2 separate regions of the Mus musculus genome follow, and region 1 is linked to region 2. Evidence: chromatin loops called from intact Hi-C (ENCODE). Cell type or tissue: heart. All regions are shown on one strand.

Evidence for each region. Hi-C counts contacts between places; a loop is a spot of excess contacts. Peaks named below come from ENCODE experiments on the same cell type or tissue, not always from the same donor. Only the 100,000 strongest peaks of a DNase experiment are listed, where the experiment ranks them.
Region 1: a loop joins it to region 2, with 2.8 times the contacts of the local background. A loop is called at or near these places in 11 of 42 quality-filtered maps.

The regions. Positions count from the first base shown.
Region 1 is chr16:13,441,719-13,449,718 of GRCm38, reverse strand. Gm32817 (predicted gene, 32817) reads right to left here and starts at 1,767. Exons shown (of 4, transcript NR_169006.1): 1 at 1,527-1,767. Gm53058 (predicted gene, 53058) reads right to left here and starts at 1,767. Exons shown (of 5, transcript NR_169187.1): 1 at 1,527-1,767. It overlaps Mir193b (microRNA 193b), which reads right to left and starts at 196; the gene lies at 118-196. In heart, a CTCF peak has its summit at 3,036 (motif pointing left); DNase peaks (open chromatin) are centred at 1,048, 1,718 and 2,438; H3K4me3 peaks cover 3,263 bases; H3K27ac peaks cover 2,868 bases; H3K27me3 peaks cover 495 bases.
Region 2 is chr16:13,729,839-13,737,838 of GRCm38, reverse strand. Pla2g10 (phospholipase A2, group X) reads left to right here and starts at 7,355. Exons shown (of 4, transcript NM_011987.4): 1 at 7,355-7,482. The coding sequence starts at 7,428. Pla2g10os (phospholipase A2, group X, opposite strand) reads right to left here. Exons shown (of 3, transcript NR_040574.1): 1 at 7,920-8,000; 2 at 263-348. In heart, a CTCF peak has its summit at 3,861 (motif pointing right); a DNase peak (open chromatin) is centred at 3,898; H3K4me3 peaks cover 775 bases; H3K27me3 peaks cover 260 bases.

The sequences.
Region 1 (8,000 bases), 290 kb after region 2:
AATGAGACAGCTTTCCTTTGCCTCTAAAGGTTTTAGTTTCAGATCGGTAGCCTGGGGTGTGTTGGGTCACTGTTCTCCCTCCAGCGCTGCCAAGGCCTGAATCCTTTGCTGTTAGGATGACCCCAAAAGCGGGACTTTGTGGGCCAGTTGGATAAAACACAAACTCATCTCGCCCTCAAAACCCCGATTCTGGGCCCACCGCCTCCAGAGCCTCTTCTCTGAAGTGAGCCCCTCTGGGGTTCGCAGTTCCCAGCTCCGGGCAGCCTTGCCCTAGAGACAGGGTTTGGAAGAAGGCAGAGTAACTAAAAATGCCTACCTCTTCCTGCTGTAGGGAGGTTCATCTGCACCCCCCCCCCAAAGCCAGGGAGTCACTGTGGAGGGAGATACTGTGTCTAACTCTGCCATTCATCCCACATGATCAAGTCTGAAAACATTCCAGCAAATACCAGGGTTCTCGAAAAGTCCTTTTACCAAGCATAAATCTCAAACACCCCACCCCATCCACCTCCAGCTAAATAAAGTTCCGTTTATACTCTTAATTGTCTCATTAAAGTCAAATTTGCTGTTCAATCCAGATTGGGAGAAATTATTTCCATCTTTAATAGCTTAATTAGGCTTTGGGTTCCCAAGAGGACACCGCTGCAAGCACACCTTTTCTCCCCATTTTAGCCCCCTCCCTTTTTCACAACTTCTCCTAAAAATAAATTATAAATATGGATGTGTCCTCAGAAGACGTGAATGGCACATTCCTCCGCTCCCCTTAGTGGGACTGGAAGCAAGAAAAACCAGAACCGTCACCCTCCCGACCTGAATCAAATATCTTTTTCCTAATCACCCCCAACTTGGTGTCGTCTCAGTCCCAGACATCCGGATCCTCACCCTAAAACCTAGTTTTAATCTATTTATTTTACACTAGTCCGGCTAGGCTACAGCCAAAGAGCCAAAGCCAACTGCTCCTAGAGGGAGGGGGTCCCCTAACTTTATTTAGGGGAAGGTAGTAAGCTGCTTCAGACTCTCGGGGACCGGCCCCTAGCGCGCCCTGCCAGCCGGGCCTCGGGACGCACGTGGAGTGTCGGGCGCGGCAGCGAGCCAGCAGCTTTTGCTCTGCGCGGCATTGATATCGGGGTCACGCAGCGAGTCAGTTTCTCGAATGGGTTTTCCGGAGTGGGGGCGGGGTGGTTGATTTTTCTACCTCCTGGTTCATCTCCAAGCCCTAGCTAGCACTAGGGAAGTCGGAGCCGCCTTGTCCCTGTCCCACCTCCTGGTCTCACACACGCCCCATTGGGAAAGGGGCTCGGGTGGGGATCATGTCTGCAGCCGTCAGGGTGGTAGCAGCCCAGACAAGCTGGGTCCCGGGAAGAGTCGAGCCCGAGCCCCCACCGCTACCTCCCCTCTCGGGCCCCCACCCACCCAGCCCGGCAGACAGCCGCCCCGCACCCCACGCCCCAGGGCCTGGACACCCACCTGCCCGGCTTCCTGCCCCAGCCCGAGGCAGGGAGCTGTGCAGGAAGAGCTGGGACACTCACCGCGCTTCCTCCTGGGAACAGGGATCCCCCCGGGGCCGCGCCTTCTGGCGCCCCAGAGGGCGTGCGTGGGGTGGGGTGCGCCCTGGAGCCCTGCAGCCATTCCACGCGATCCTCTCGGCGGTACGCGGGGGCAAACGAGGGTGAAGGGGACTTCTAGAAACAAAAAGAAACCCAGCCCCCTCCCCAGCCACACTCGGAGAGACAGGCTTTCCTGCAAGCTCGAGCAGCGCACGGTGCCCACGGGGCTGCACCCCGCCTCCGCACCCGCCACAAAGCCGCGCCCCCACCCGGGCGGCCCCCGCCCCCCCACGGGGCCTGGCCCCTGCCCCCTCCCCCCAGTCCAGTGGCCGGCCGGGGGCGGGGGCAGGGACGGCCGAGGGTTGGCCGTGCTAGGGAGGCGGCTCCTCAGGCCGGCCGTGGAGAAGGCTAGAGCTTTCCAGCGGAGCTCGCCCGCCCCAGTGACTGGGTGGGTGGGGGTGGCTGGGTGGGTGGGTGGGGAATACCTTCCTAGAAACCCTCTCCAGATACAGTTGCGGTCACTCGCATTCCTAGAAATGCGGCCCGGCCATGTCACTTGCGACCGTTGCGAGGGGCTGCGGAGAGGGACACAACAGATCCTAGGGTTCCCCATACTAGGGGAGGGAGAAGACTCTCCACTTTTAATGTGCCAAGAGACGAAACTGCCACTGTGCCTCCCTCTGGGAGATTGGGGGTGGTGAAGTAGGGAGCAGGCAGGATTCCAGGGATCGGTGAGCTGGAGGTGGAAGCAGCCGGGGTGCCCGAAATGGGGGAGCATCCACTTAAGATTCAGACTCGTCTTCCGGTCTGCCCCCTTCTTTTGGGAACTCCCGGTGCCTGCCGCAGGGATCGCCTTGGGCCCTTCCCCCAACTTTCCTCCAACACACACACACACACACACACACACACACACACACACACACACGCACACACACAAGCAGGAGAGGCAGCTAGCCGCGCCCCCAGCTCTTCCGCCCATTCCTTGTCTGTCTTAAATCTCTTCATGGGGCGACCGAAGTCCCTTGGAAGACCCCCAATCTAAATGTCAGGGACCCGCTCCACTCAGTTCCGGAGAGTTACTCCCAAACCCACCCGCCTTCACACCTAAACATAAGGTTGAGCTTTCTCCTTCCGAGTCCACCGGTACTCTTGCAGCCCCAGGCTCTGGAAATAGGGCTGGGGCAGGAAGGGGACACTTTCCACTGGAAAGGAAGGTCATGGCCTCTGGTTCTGTCACCCTGTCCCCCAAAATGTACTTTTGGTTTCAACATAAGGGAGCTTTCCCTAACTCAACTGGCTCCTGAAATCACCATTCCACACTCCTCTCCAAGGACCCCCAGAATCGTCAGAGATGCCATCACTCTTCTTGGCCAAAGAGGATCCGAATAACTAAGACATGCCTTGTTCCTCTCCAGAGCCTATGCTCTATGCGTGAAAACGTGACCGGACTGAGCTTCCCGGGATCATAAAAAATGTATCTGCTGTCCTCTGTTGGCCAACTGTTGTCACATTCAGAAGAGCACATCCACCAATCCAGAGTCTTGATTCCACGGGAAGTGGGAGAGTGCAAGGTGTGTGTGTGTGTGTGTGCGCGCGCGCGCGTGTAGCCCCCTCTCCCTTTGCTTTAGTGGTACCGCTCTGCCATTTAGACTGTAAGCCTGATTGAGAAAAGCCAGGCCTTCCCGTTCAGTGGTGAAGCCTGCTTGCCCCACCAGAGTCTATTTTGCCTCCTGCATCTAACCAATCTAACCAGCTAACCCCTTGGTTTCCGGCAGAGCCTGAATTGGAGTTGAATATTGAGCATCATCCACAGACAGAGAACATGGTCATCCTTAACAAGACCCTGAGCTGGCACTGCATGGCAGGAGAGTCGCTCAGCTACAGAGCAGACTGGGGCCTCCCCCATGCCACACACACATTGCCCGATTTCTCTTTCCTACTGACCTGGTACCTTCTCTCTTCCTGATTTCAGCTCAGTCTTCTCCAGGCAATGCAACCTAGGACAAGTAATGAGTAGTGGTTTTGTTAAGTACTCCTAGTAGTACTCCTAGGTAGTGGTTTTGTTAAGTACTCCTAATAGAAAGCCTCTTTTAAATCTGCCCCCCAAAGGTCTACAAAGTGGCTTCTTTCTTCTATGCATGCATCACCGCCATTGGCTTAACTCCCACTTTACAGATGGGGAGACTGAGGCCCAGAGAGCCTCTGGGGAGTTCAATATGTAGTTCACAGGCTGTATGTAGAGACAAGGAGACCTATGAATGCAAGTAAACGATCTGTGTGTGTGATCTGGGGGTGGGGGATGAGGTTTAGCACCAACTCCTCCAGGTTGGGGATGCTCAGTCCACTGGACCACCTTCCCTAGCTTCTGACCGGGTACATACTCTTTGCTTCCAAGTCCAGCCTTCTCTCTCTGCTTCAGCCTTGAGCTCGTGTTCTTCTCTCATTACATTGTATCCTTGTATCAGCACCCCCGCCCCATTCATCTGTGAGCCTCGGGGCAGCCATCCATTCTCTCCAGCTCTGGAGCCCTGGCACCAGGCCCCACTGGCACACAATGGAGCTCCAGCTATCTTTGTTTAGGAAAATGAGCAGAAGGGAGGAAGGCACTGGAAGAGAGAGAGACTGACTGGGTGAGATCAAGGTGATCTTTCATTTGTGGCAATGTCAAAGTTTCCAGGAGGTTAGAACTCGAGGTCCCATGTAGACAGACAGACAGACAGACAGACAGACAGACAGACAGGTGAGATTCTGGCCTGAGGCCTGAGGCTTCCGGTGGCTGAGGCAATGATTGACACCTGTTAGGGGGTGATGCTGCAAGCTAAGAGAACTGGCAGAGAGCATGGCTTTACAATAAAAGAAACCAGAGATCCAGCTACAACTGAGTACAGAGCTCTGGTCCTCTTGAGTTTCAGTTCCCATAGTGGCAATGTTGGGGCTGTGAAAGGATCAAATTGCATGATCTCCATGGAGCCTTGCAGAGATCAAGCACAAAGTAAGTGCTCAATAAATTATAGCAATTGTCGTGAGCAGCCACATGTGATATGGAACAGGTATGCCAGTGTATGCTGTAAAGTGTGACGGAGGCTCCCTTCCTAAGTAAGTAAGGGGTGGTTAGCTGTCCCTGGCATCCACAGCATTCCACTTCTGTGGTGGTTTGAATATGCATGGCCCAGAGAGTGGCACTATTAGGAAGTGTGACCTTGTTGGAGTAGGTGTATCACTGTGGGCTTGGGCTTTAAGACCCTCATCCTAGCCTCCTGGAAGCCAGTCTTCTACTTACCTTTGGAACAAGATGTGGAATTCTCAGCTCCTCCAGCCCCACATCTGCCTGGAAGCTGCCATGTTCCTGCCCTGATATTAATTGACTGAACCTGTAAGCCAGCCCCAAATAAATGTTGGCCCTTATAGGAGTTGCCTTGGTCAAGATGTCTGTTCACAGCAGTAGAACCCTAATGAAGACAACTTCCAAACCCACTGGAGCCAAAGCAGAGGCAGCATTTGCATGTGGGTGGGTGAACAAGAGTGACCTGACTGACCTGCCCCGAGACACCAGGAGGAAGAAGATTGAATGCTTAACAGTTTTAGACACGGTGCCAACGTCTGTCAACACACTAGAGGAAGCTAGGCTTGTTGGTATATACCTGTAATCCCAATGTGTGAGGAGCAGAAACAGAAGCATGGAGAGTCAAGACTAACCTTGGCTACACTGTGAGGACCTCTTCTCAAAGGATGCCGTGTCTATCAAAAACATACAAGGGCTGAAGAGGTGGTTCAGTTGGTAAAGTGTTTGCTATGCAATATGGAGGCCTTAGTTTGCCTCAGCACCTACATGGAAAGCAGGGCGTGGCAGGTAACACCTCTGGAGGCAGAGGTGAGAGAATCCTTGGGGCTTGCCTTTCAGACTAACTTAATGGGCATGCTCCAGTTTCAGTGAGAGATGTGGCTCAATACAAGGTGAGAAGCCATTGAGGAAGACACTGGCAGTGATCTGTAGCCTCTACATGAACACATGTGCACCCACATGAACACACACAGAGACCACCACACACCCACAAAGAACATCACATACAACAACAAAAAATAAACAAGGAAGGAAGACGAGAAACTGAGCTGGGAGTGGTTGTGGCAGCTCCAGCTGTTTGACTTAGCATGGTGGACCTCTATGAGCTTGAGGCAAGCCTAGTCTACATGCCAGCTCCAGGCTAGTCAGGGTAGATAGTGAGACCCTGTCTAAAAGATAAAACAGGAGGAGGAGGAGGACAAGGAGGGGCAGGAGGAGCAGTAGGAGGAGCTAAAGGAGCAGGAGCAGGAGGAGGAGGAAGAGGAGAAGGAGGAGGTGGAAGAGCAGGAGAAGGAGCAGGAGTCAAAGGAGGAGGAGGTGGTGGAGGAGGGGGAGGAACAGGAGGAGGAGGAGCTGAGGAAGAGGAAGAGGAAGAAGTGGAAGAGCAGGGAGAGGAGCAAGGAAGCAAGATACAAGAAGGTCTGGACTAAATGGAAATGAAAGGTCTACTTTGCCATGGGAACAGAACTCTTCTTTGAAATCCACTGGAGCCATCGCCTGACTCTTACACAGACAGCAACTTAAAAATAAATGCCTGCTAGATTCAGAAGTTTTTGTTGTTGTTTTTCTTCGCCTAGAGCTTGCCCACAGGTCCACATGACCTGGATGTATTCATTTGGCCCAAATAGCATCTAAAATAATAGCAATACATTTGGTTCAGAGGCCAACATTTTTAAATCAGGAAATTTCATATTTTCTTCAAAGTCCAGTTTTGTGGTTTTTTGTTTTTATTTCTTTTCTATTCTCTTTCTTTCTTTCTTTCTTTCTTTCTTTCTTTCTTTCTTTCTTTCTTTCTTTCTTTCTTTTTTTTAATAGCTGGCTAAAGGGTTTGATAGTTAAAGGGCCACAGCCTCACTGGGCAAGAGGCATTTGGAGCAGAGCATGTTGAGGCTGTGGGTAGAGTGCTTGCCAAGCATGTATAAAGCCCTGGGATCCATCCCCAGCGCCACATAAACCAGCATGGTGATACATGATTGTAAGTGCCTCAGCATGAGAGATGGAGGCAGGGCGACCAGACGTTTGTGGCTGTTCTACATAGAGAATTCTAGGCCAGCCTGGGCTACATGAGACTATCCTGCACCAAAATAAAAAGAAGGTGGAGGAGGAGGAAGAACAGGAGGAGGAAGAGGAGGAAGAGGGAAAACAGAGGAGAAAGAGGGGAAAAGAAAGGAGAAAAGAGGTCTCTTGCAGATCTTGCATGTAGTGAGGCTTCCAGACTCATTGGTTCAGTTTTGCCCACACTGAGTCACCCATCTACACTCCCCTGACTGAGGGGGCTCCTGGTCAGGGAAACACAAGAGCCACAGCGCAGTGAACTCAGCAGAAGGCCCCCTAGTGCACACTCCAAGCTCTGTCACACTTCTTTTAAGTGTTGCTCATGCCGAAACACTCTCCTGGCTTGAAGGGAGGAATGTGTACGACTGTTCACTTTCTTATGAAAGCGTCCATATTTCTTTTTTATTCTTTAATGTCACTTTCTAAGCATCGATGTTAGCCCAGGTAGGGTGTGGGGAGGTGGGGACCGGCCAGGCCTGCCCTTTTTAGAAGGTCAGAGTCAGGGACACAGCTTCTTCATTGGCATCTCGTCCATGGGAGTGCAGGTTGAGTGCGACCTGCTCTCCAGGGTCCTCGCCTGTTTGCTCTTTGTGCTTTCCCTTTACATGGTTTTTTTGAGGAAACTGTGAGCCTGACCGGCAGCCTCTCTTTGTTGGCTTCTCTTCACCACTCACGCCAACCTGGAGGTCTATCCTTATCAACAAGCCAGATTCACGAGAGTGTCTTGTGTGGAGAAAGGACTTCTTTACCTTGTGAGGAGCCAATGCTGGCTGTGGTGATGGACCTCTGTAATCCTAGCCCTTGGGGAGCTCAGGCAGCAGGAACATGAGTCCCAAACAGCCTCAGTTCCACAGTCGCAGAGACAAAAACAAACTCGATGATGTCCATAGACCCAATCCCGTGTGTGCACTGATACTCATGCCTACTGACACAGTTCTTCACACGCACATGAAAGAGCATCAACTAAAGTTCCAGCAAGAGCAACTAATGCCGGGGCTCTGCTATCAACATAACGCCTAGCAGCCAGTGTGTGCCGTGAGCTTCCAGGGGGAGGGTTTCATGCGGTAAGTACTTGCCACACTCAAACAAGTAAGTAGATGTCAAAGAGGCACAAGGGAGCGTTTGGGGGCAATGTGTATATGCACGCTCCTTCATTCCCATGTTATCAAATTGTTAATTAAATTTGTGTAGTTAGTTTGTGTATATGTGTACATGGTGCTGGGAGTGGAACCCAGGGCTTTATGCTAAGCAGCACTCTAGCATGAGGCTACACCCCAGTGCATTAATGTGTGTGTGTGTGTGTGTGTGTGTGTGTGTCTGTGAGAGAGAGAGAGAGAGAG
Region 2 (8,000 bases):
TTTGAACCTTGAGCAGACTAGTTGTCTTGGTTCCATTATTTCTCAACCCACAACAGGATGGAGAGGAACCACTGCAGAATTAATGTGCCTGAGGTCTTGAACGAGGCGATAGGTACCATTAGATTTCTTAACTGCTAGTATAAGGGTGTTAAAGGGGGAAGAGGTAGGGCAAAGAAGCTTTTTTCTGAAAAGGTCAGAAATGATAGACTTAAGACCCCTGAGGCTCTGGAGAGAGAGGGGGTATTGAGTTTGGGTTATGTACCTGGTAGAGTCCAGTAATTGGATGACAACAGGAGAATGGTGTTTAGAAACAAAGGGGTTCTGGACGTCCCAGCCTCGGGGATCTACCTGAGAATGTAGTAAAGGAAATAAATAGCATGGTAGTGTTAGTAGGCTGGCTGGCTAGAAGAAGGAACAGAGGAACTGTTGGTGAGCTTGGGTTTAGGCGAATGGGAGGAGCAAAGGAAATAGAGGCTCCCCACTCAGCTAAAAGATCCCTTCCCAATGAAGGACAGGACATGTTGGCACTACCAAAAAAAGAATGGGTGAGAGGTACACCCCTTAAAATACAACTAAGTGATGGGGTCTGGTGAGGGAAGTAAGACTGTCCTCCTACCCTGACAACAGAAAAGCGAGAAGTGGGTCCCCAAAACTCTGTCAGGACTGAGTAAGTGGCCCTAGTGTCTTAGAGGAAGGAGATGGGCTGCCCACACACCACAATATCTACCTGGGGCTCCCTGCTAGTGATGGCAGTGGTCGGGTCAGGGGAGCTCAGGCCTTGTCAGTCGGCCATAGCCAAGCCTAGGAGACCAGTTAGAGGATTGTTTGGGGGTGATGTCCCTCTGTTCTGTGTAACATGAGGGCAATCGACAGCCCAATGTCTCTCTTGATGGCACCTAGGGCATGGCCCCCTTGGCTTGCGGAAGTTAGTGCAGGCTTTTGCTCAATGATCTTGTTGACCACATTTGTAGCAGGTACCTGGTGGTCTCTGGGTCTTAGAAAACCAGGAGTCAAGGGCAGTGACTGGGGCTCGTTGGATAGCCTGTGCCAGCATATGGTATTGTTGTTTGCAAACTTTCTCATCTCTTTTATGGTATACTTTGAAGGCCAGCACTAAAACTTCTGCCTGTGGAGTTAGGGGTCCCCTTTCTAGCTTTTTAAGTTTAGCTCTTATGCCGGGGTAGCTCTGGGAAGAGAAATAGGTCATCAGAAGTAGCTTACCTTCTGGGTTTTCAGGGTCCATATTGGTATGCTGTAATAAAGTCTTTGTGAGGCATTCCAAAAATTGAGATGGATTTTCCTGCGTGTCCTGGACAACCTCTTGGAGTTTTTCAAAATTTACTGGCTTTAAGGCTGCCTTTCATGGATTGGAGAAATGGCTCAGCGGTTAAGAGCACTGACTCCTCTTCCTGAGGTTCTGAGTTCAACTCCCAGCAACCACATGGTGGCTCACAACCATCTGTACTGGGACTTCTTCTGGTGTGTCTGAAGACAGCTACAGTGTACTCGTATACATAAAATAAATAAAATCTTTTTTTAAAAGGCTGCCTTTCTAAGACCTGCCAAAAGGCATGTAATAAACCTGTCTCTGGCTAAAATACCACATGTGGAGTTATAGTCCCATTGAGGGTCCTGGTCTTAGAAAGGCAGCCTTTTAGAACTGTCTCCGATCCCATCCGCTCTGTTTGATGAATTTCGTCTGCACGTGTTCTTGCTTGCTCCCAAACTCGCCTGCATTCCTCGGGAAGTAAGTTATCAGTAAGTATCATATGTACATCGTGGAAAGTCAAGCTGTAAGATTGAGTGATATATTGAAACTCTTTAATAAAGGCAGAGGAGTTAGAGGTGATGGTCCACATGGCCGTGATCTCACTGCTTGTGCGGCCCCTGCTGTGGTGTGTGCCATAGCAGCTGTTGATGCTACTGCTGATTCCTGGGTTTCAGCGCCAAAACGATGTATTAAAACAGCGGCTTATGTCTGAACACAGCACACTAGACCAAAACAGTTCCATGGGTGAGAGGTTTATTGGGGGTGGGGGGCGGTGGTGGCAGAAAGAGAAGGGAGAAAAAAGAGAGGGAGGGGTGTTCCCCTTATTTATAATGACGAAATGCAGGTAAAGGTACCACTGGATTTTATCCTCAGCTCCAGAGCAAAATTCTTTACAGAAGTTATAGCTTACCGCAGGAATTTGACACTCGTGATGACCAAATCACATGGAAGGGAATGAATTATCCAAAGTCTCCCAGATTATACTTGGAATATAAATCAAGATTATTTTTGGGAGCCGGGCGTGGTGGCGCATGCCTTTAATCCCAGCACTTGGGAGGCAGAGGCAGGCGGATTTCTGAGTTCGAGGCCAGCCTGGACTACAGAGTGAGTTCCAGGACAGCCAGGGCTGCACAGAGAAACCCTGTCTCGAAAAACCAAAAAAAAAAAAAAAAAAAAAAAAAAAAGATTATTTTTGGGAAAGCCTTCACCCTGAGTCTTCTCTGAAGATTTCAGGAAGGCCATAGTAAGCAAAGTAAAGTTGTTCTTCTAACAACATTAGTTCTTCAGGATAAGAACTAGGTTTAGGTGCAGTAACATGTAAGCCCAATTCCCAAAGCTTTACAACAGTACACATTCATTTCTTAGGCTGGAGAGATGGTTCAATGGGTAAGAGAGGTTGCTGATCCTGTGGAACATCAGAATTTGGTTCCCAGAACTAAGGTTAGGAGGTTCAGTATCACCTGGAACTTCTCACATTCCAGGGATCTAGCAATCCTTCTGGCTTCCATAGGCACCTGTACTCACAAGGTTATATTCTATATAAAGACATACATACAAGCATAATTAATTTTTCAAAGAATTACTTATTTATCTTATATATACTTTAGCTATATGCTAAACATTGTAGCTGTTTTCAGACACACCAGAAAAGGGCATTCAATTCCATTACAGATGGTTGTGAGCCACCATGTGGTTGCTGGGAATTGAACTCAAGACCTCTGGAAGAGCAGTCAGGGCTCCTAACCGCTGAGCCATCTCTCCAGCCCATATTTAATTTTTTTAACTTTAAAAAGGTTTTTTTGTTTTTTGTTTTTTGTTTTTTTGGTGCGGGTGTGTGTGTCTTTAATCCCAACATTTAGGAGGCAGGAGAACTTCTGTGAATTCAAAGGCAGCCTTGTCTACTTGTCTATAGAGTGAGTTCCAGGACTACACAAAGAAATACTGTGTTGAAAAACAAACAGGAAAGATTTCTTTCCAATACCTTATAACTACAACAGACTAAGTGCTTAGCCTTCACTGGGACCAGCAGTTCTGAGACTGAAGGAATGATAGACACCGACACTTGCTACCTCTAAAAGCTTCTGCTAAAGAGATACCTAGGTCCCTTTCACCACATTTCATTGGTCAAGTGACCCAACTTCCAGCCTGCTAGGTGAAATGATCAGTGTTATTAATGATAAGGCATACAAGCTACCCAAACACTGGGGGGGGGGGGGGGTTGGTGTGTGTGTACTCATCCCGGGCTGCCTCTTAACTCAATACGTACCCAAGACCTGAACTTGTGTTCTTCCAGCCTCAGCCTGCAGACTGATGGGATCACAGGCACACATCGTCTGGTTTAGCTGTTTTGCTTGTGTTCTCCATTAATTCTCTCTCTCTCTCTCTCTCTCTCTCTCTCTCTCTCTCTCTCTCTCTCATTTGTATGTGTGCACACGTGCACACTTTGTTTCTTTTTCCAATACTATAGTTCTCTTCAAATATATATCTCCAGCTTTGCAATCTTTATAATCAGAAAATAAGTTTCTTCCTTTTGCCCACACCTAAATCAAATACTGCCTGGTAAGAATCTTTAGGCCTAGGTCGTCCACCAGGGGGCGGCCTGTACCACTGCTCCAGGAATTCCTATTGGCAGCAGGACCTCTGCCTAGCTGAGTCTGTCTCTCTTCCTTTGGTGTCTTTGCTCCATGGTCCCATCACATTCCTACGTATCTGGAAAGTTCATCTCTTACGTGGCTTGGAGAGTTTTCTTTAAGTCCCGAGGAAGAGGAATTGCAAGATTTCTGTCCCTGACCTCATGTTCTATCTCAGCAGATTTCAGTCCTGGATCTAACCACCAGGGCTATAACTAGATTCATCAGCTTCACCCTCTGCAGCATTTTCCACGGGGCAACCCTCAACCAATCAGAGACAGGAGCCTAGAGCTTCTTTCGTTTGTTCTCCGCATGGGCACTTAGGATACAATTTCTAGATGAATTCCCTAGAAGGTCTTGTTTGTGTGAGCTCTGCTCACTCAGACACAGAAACTTGTTCTTGCATTTCTGCCTTCCTCTGGCTCCATTCTCTGCTCCCTGGATATACTTTACAGCCCAGGCTCTGCTTTTGGGAAATGACAGATCATTCAGTCTGAGACATGGAGGTTCATACCCTGGAACCAAAATCCTTTGCTATCCTGTCATTGTCCTGCTCCCATCTTCACATCCCTTATGTCTTCATCCTGTCCCTACAGTCAGTAGAGACTTCTGGGGACAAAACTGTACCTGGTCCTCTGTTGTGTTCCATTAAAGGACCTGCCCTTGAGGACATGGTGGTCAGTCCATGCTAGGGACACGGTGAATGAATAGCAGAGGGACTGAATCAAGTTTCTTTTCTTCCCTCACTAATGGGTGTTGGACCTCCAGCCTCAAACATACTTAACAGCAAGCACATCCACTGATCAGCATCTCCAGCTCTCTGTTTCTTCAACCCCCTTATCCCTGGTTTAAGAAGGATGTCAGTTGCTCAGGCTGACCTTGAGCTAACTCAGTAGCTTTGAGCTTGACCTCCCTTGGACTGTCCTTGAACTTGCCATCGTTCTGCCTCAGCCTCCCAAGCAGCTCTGGGCCTGTAGACCTACCTGAGTTGATTCTTCTTCTAACATTTATTTAGCTGATGGAGGTGGGGAATGTGGCTAATGTGCCTGTGAAGGGAGGTGGCTCTCGACTTTCAGCATACACTTCCTGGAATCAGATTCAGGTCCCGAGGCAATGTAGCAAGTGCCCTTAGCCACTGAGCCATCTTGCTGGCTCCTAGCTTTCTCAGACATGCTTTTACTCGGTAGCTCAAGCTGGCTTAGAACTCACTATATAGTCTAGTCTGGTCTCAAACTCACAACAATCTTTCTACCTCAGCCTTCCAAGAGGTCAATGTCTTTTTCACAGAGCAAAACTGAGGAAAGGTGAGAAAGAACTCCCACGGGAGGTGCTCCAAGAGCGGAGTGCTCTGCATGAAGCGTCTTGAGGAACTACGTACCACCATGAGCAGTCCTGTCCCTACTCTCAACTTCTGTTTTTCATCTGTCAGTAGAGTACCCAAGCATCTTCCAGGACGTCAATTTCAAAACAATGCCCTATGGTCATCTGCAGGGACCCTCCTGGAACAGGTGGCTCTGAGTGTTGGGGTCACAGGAGGCCATGCCCTTTCTTAGGGTGCTGAACACTCAGGTTGTCATTTACTTTTTCTATAATCTAAAAACTTGGAGTATTTGAAATCTCATCTGTCCTATATCAAAAAGGTTTGACTGAGTGGTGACCAAGGCCAGGCAGAGTAGTGATGGCCACACAAGAAGCATGACATGAGACTGTAGAAGGCACGCACACTCCAATGGAAAGAGCATTACCCACTGGGTAGCAGGAAAGGAAGGAAGACTTGTCCCTGTGAATTATCATAGCAGGGACCAAGACAGATTGAGTACCAAGTGGAATGAGTTCTACTCATGGCCCCTCTTCTCTTTTCTTTTCCTTCCTTCCTTTCTTTCTTTCTTTCTTTCTTTCTTTCTTTCTTTCTTTCTTTCTTTCTTTCTTTCTTTCTTTCTTCTTTTTTCTTTTTTCTTTCTCTCTTTCCTTCTTTCTCTCTCCCTTTCTTTCTTCTTTCTTTCTTCTTTCTCTCTCTTTCCCTTCCTTCCTTCTTTCTTTCCTTCCTTTCTTCTTCTCTTCCTCCTCCTCCTCCTCATTTGGTTTGTTTGTTTGTTCATTTGTTTGTTTTAAGACAGGGTCTCTCTGTGGTAGTCCTGGCTGTCCTGGAACTCACAATTTAGACCAGAATGGCCTCAAACTTAGAGACCTACTTGCCTCTGCCTCCTGAGTGTTGGGATTAAAGGCATGGACCACCTACTTTTAATACTTAACATTTTAAAATTATTTTAGTGTGTATATATGAACATGATGCATGGGAGGGCACAGTACAAGTCCAGAGGTCAAAGGACAACTGTGTAGAATCAGTTCTCTCCTTCCCCCTTTACATGGGTTTTAGGATCAAACTTAGGTTTCTAGGCTTGTGTGGTTCCCTCTAAGCCATCTCACCATGCCTCTGGCTTCCCAGTTCTCAGACCCTCAGTGTCTCTCTATGACAGTGAATGGGTTGGGGTCCTAGGCGTACAACCTGTGTTGTGAACCTTCAAGCCAGGGAAACCCAATTCACCTTGTCATTTTTTTTTTTTTTTTTCTGGAGATCATTCTTACCCTTACTAGAATTTGTCCATGGAGGGGGGGTGGTTCCAAGGTTTCACTCAGATCAGATATGAAATCTAAACAACAAAAATTATTGACCAATTGAATAGTGCTAGTCTCAGGGGCAAAAAGCAATAATGTGTCCCAATTATCATGCCTTTTCAGTATGAAAAGTAGGCATCAGTTGAGTACACCTCCTTGCTTACACACATTCCCCAGAAGAACCATAACCATCCACAAACGGGAAGCCTGAGGCAGACTGCACGGGATAGATAACTCCCACACGATCCTGCTCGCTCCATTCCAGCCCTTGTGTCGTAAGCGCCCCTCCCCCACCTCTCCGAGGTCTGCCTCATTGTATAGTCCAGGCTGGTTCCGAACTCCTCACGTTCTTCTGACCTAGCTTTCTAGTCCACCACCACCAAGGCTCCAGCTCTTTTTATTAGAAATGGCTGCCTGACTTGGGACAACCCTTGACTACCTCAGTTTCTCGCTTTGTGGTGGTATTAGTGAGGAGATTGTAGAGTGTTAATTGTGACTGCCCCACAGGAGCAGTTACCCGCGTTGTAAAATGTTACAGTAAATTAGAATAACACGGCGAAAATTAGCATACCGTCCCCCTCCCTCCCCCACCCCCACCCCGCATTTTAACTGCAGCGTCAGCAGCATCTTTACACTCTGTGGAGGCATCCCCGAACCTGATCCCCTTTTGGCCTCAGCATTCCATTTGGTGTCTGGATTACTTTTTGGAACTAATCTGCAGAAGTCAGAGACAGTCACTCCTCAAGGCTCCAGGTGACCACTCCTGCTTGACTCCGCCCCACGGAAAGAAGGTGAGGTAGGGGGCGGGGCTGGTGGTGGGGGTCGGCAGGATTGGTGAGTATACTGGCCCTTCTGGTCAGTCCTACACCTGTCACTCTCCTATGTGTGGGCCACCTCTGTGACGGGCAATAATGCTGCTGCTACTGCTGCTGTTGCTGCTGGGACCTGGACCCGGATTCAGCGAAGGTAAGTGAGGACTGACTGGCTTCCTCCTGCCTGGGATTTTTTCCTCACCGCCCCAACTCAACACCTAGTTCCAGCACCCTGAAGCCTTAAAATCCCCAGTCCCTTCATCAGATGCCCACACATCCATCTTCCCAGACACCCAGGAGTCATGTCTTTGATTCCTTCCAGAGCCCTCCACTTAGGCATTTCACTCAGGAACTCAGAAGGGGAAGAGGGGTTGGTCTCAGAGTCCTCCCTTCCTGAACCCCATAGTTACTGCGGTCCTCTCCAGCAGCCTGAAGCTCCTAGCCTCTGATCCTGAGTCATGTGAACTGGCTATCACTTATAGAGGGGGTTTTCCTCACTCACTCCTACTACTCTAGAAAGGCCCCTCTTGGTGATTCTTTAATCCTAGAGTACAATAAAGCATAGAGGCACAGAACCAACCCCGGCCTTACCTGGGTACAGAGGTGCAGGTGTGAAGCCTCTCTCCTCCTGGACAGGCTCACCCAGACCAACATCTCAGATGCCACAGTTGC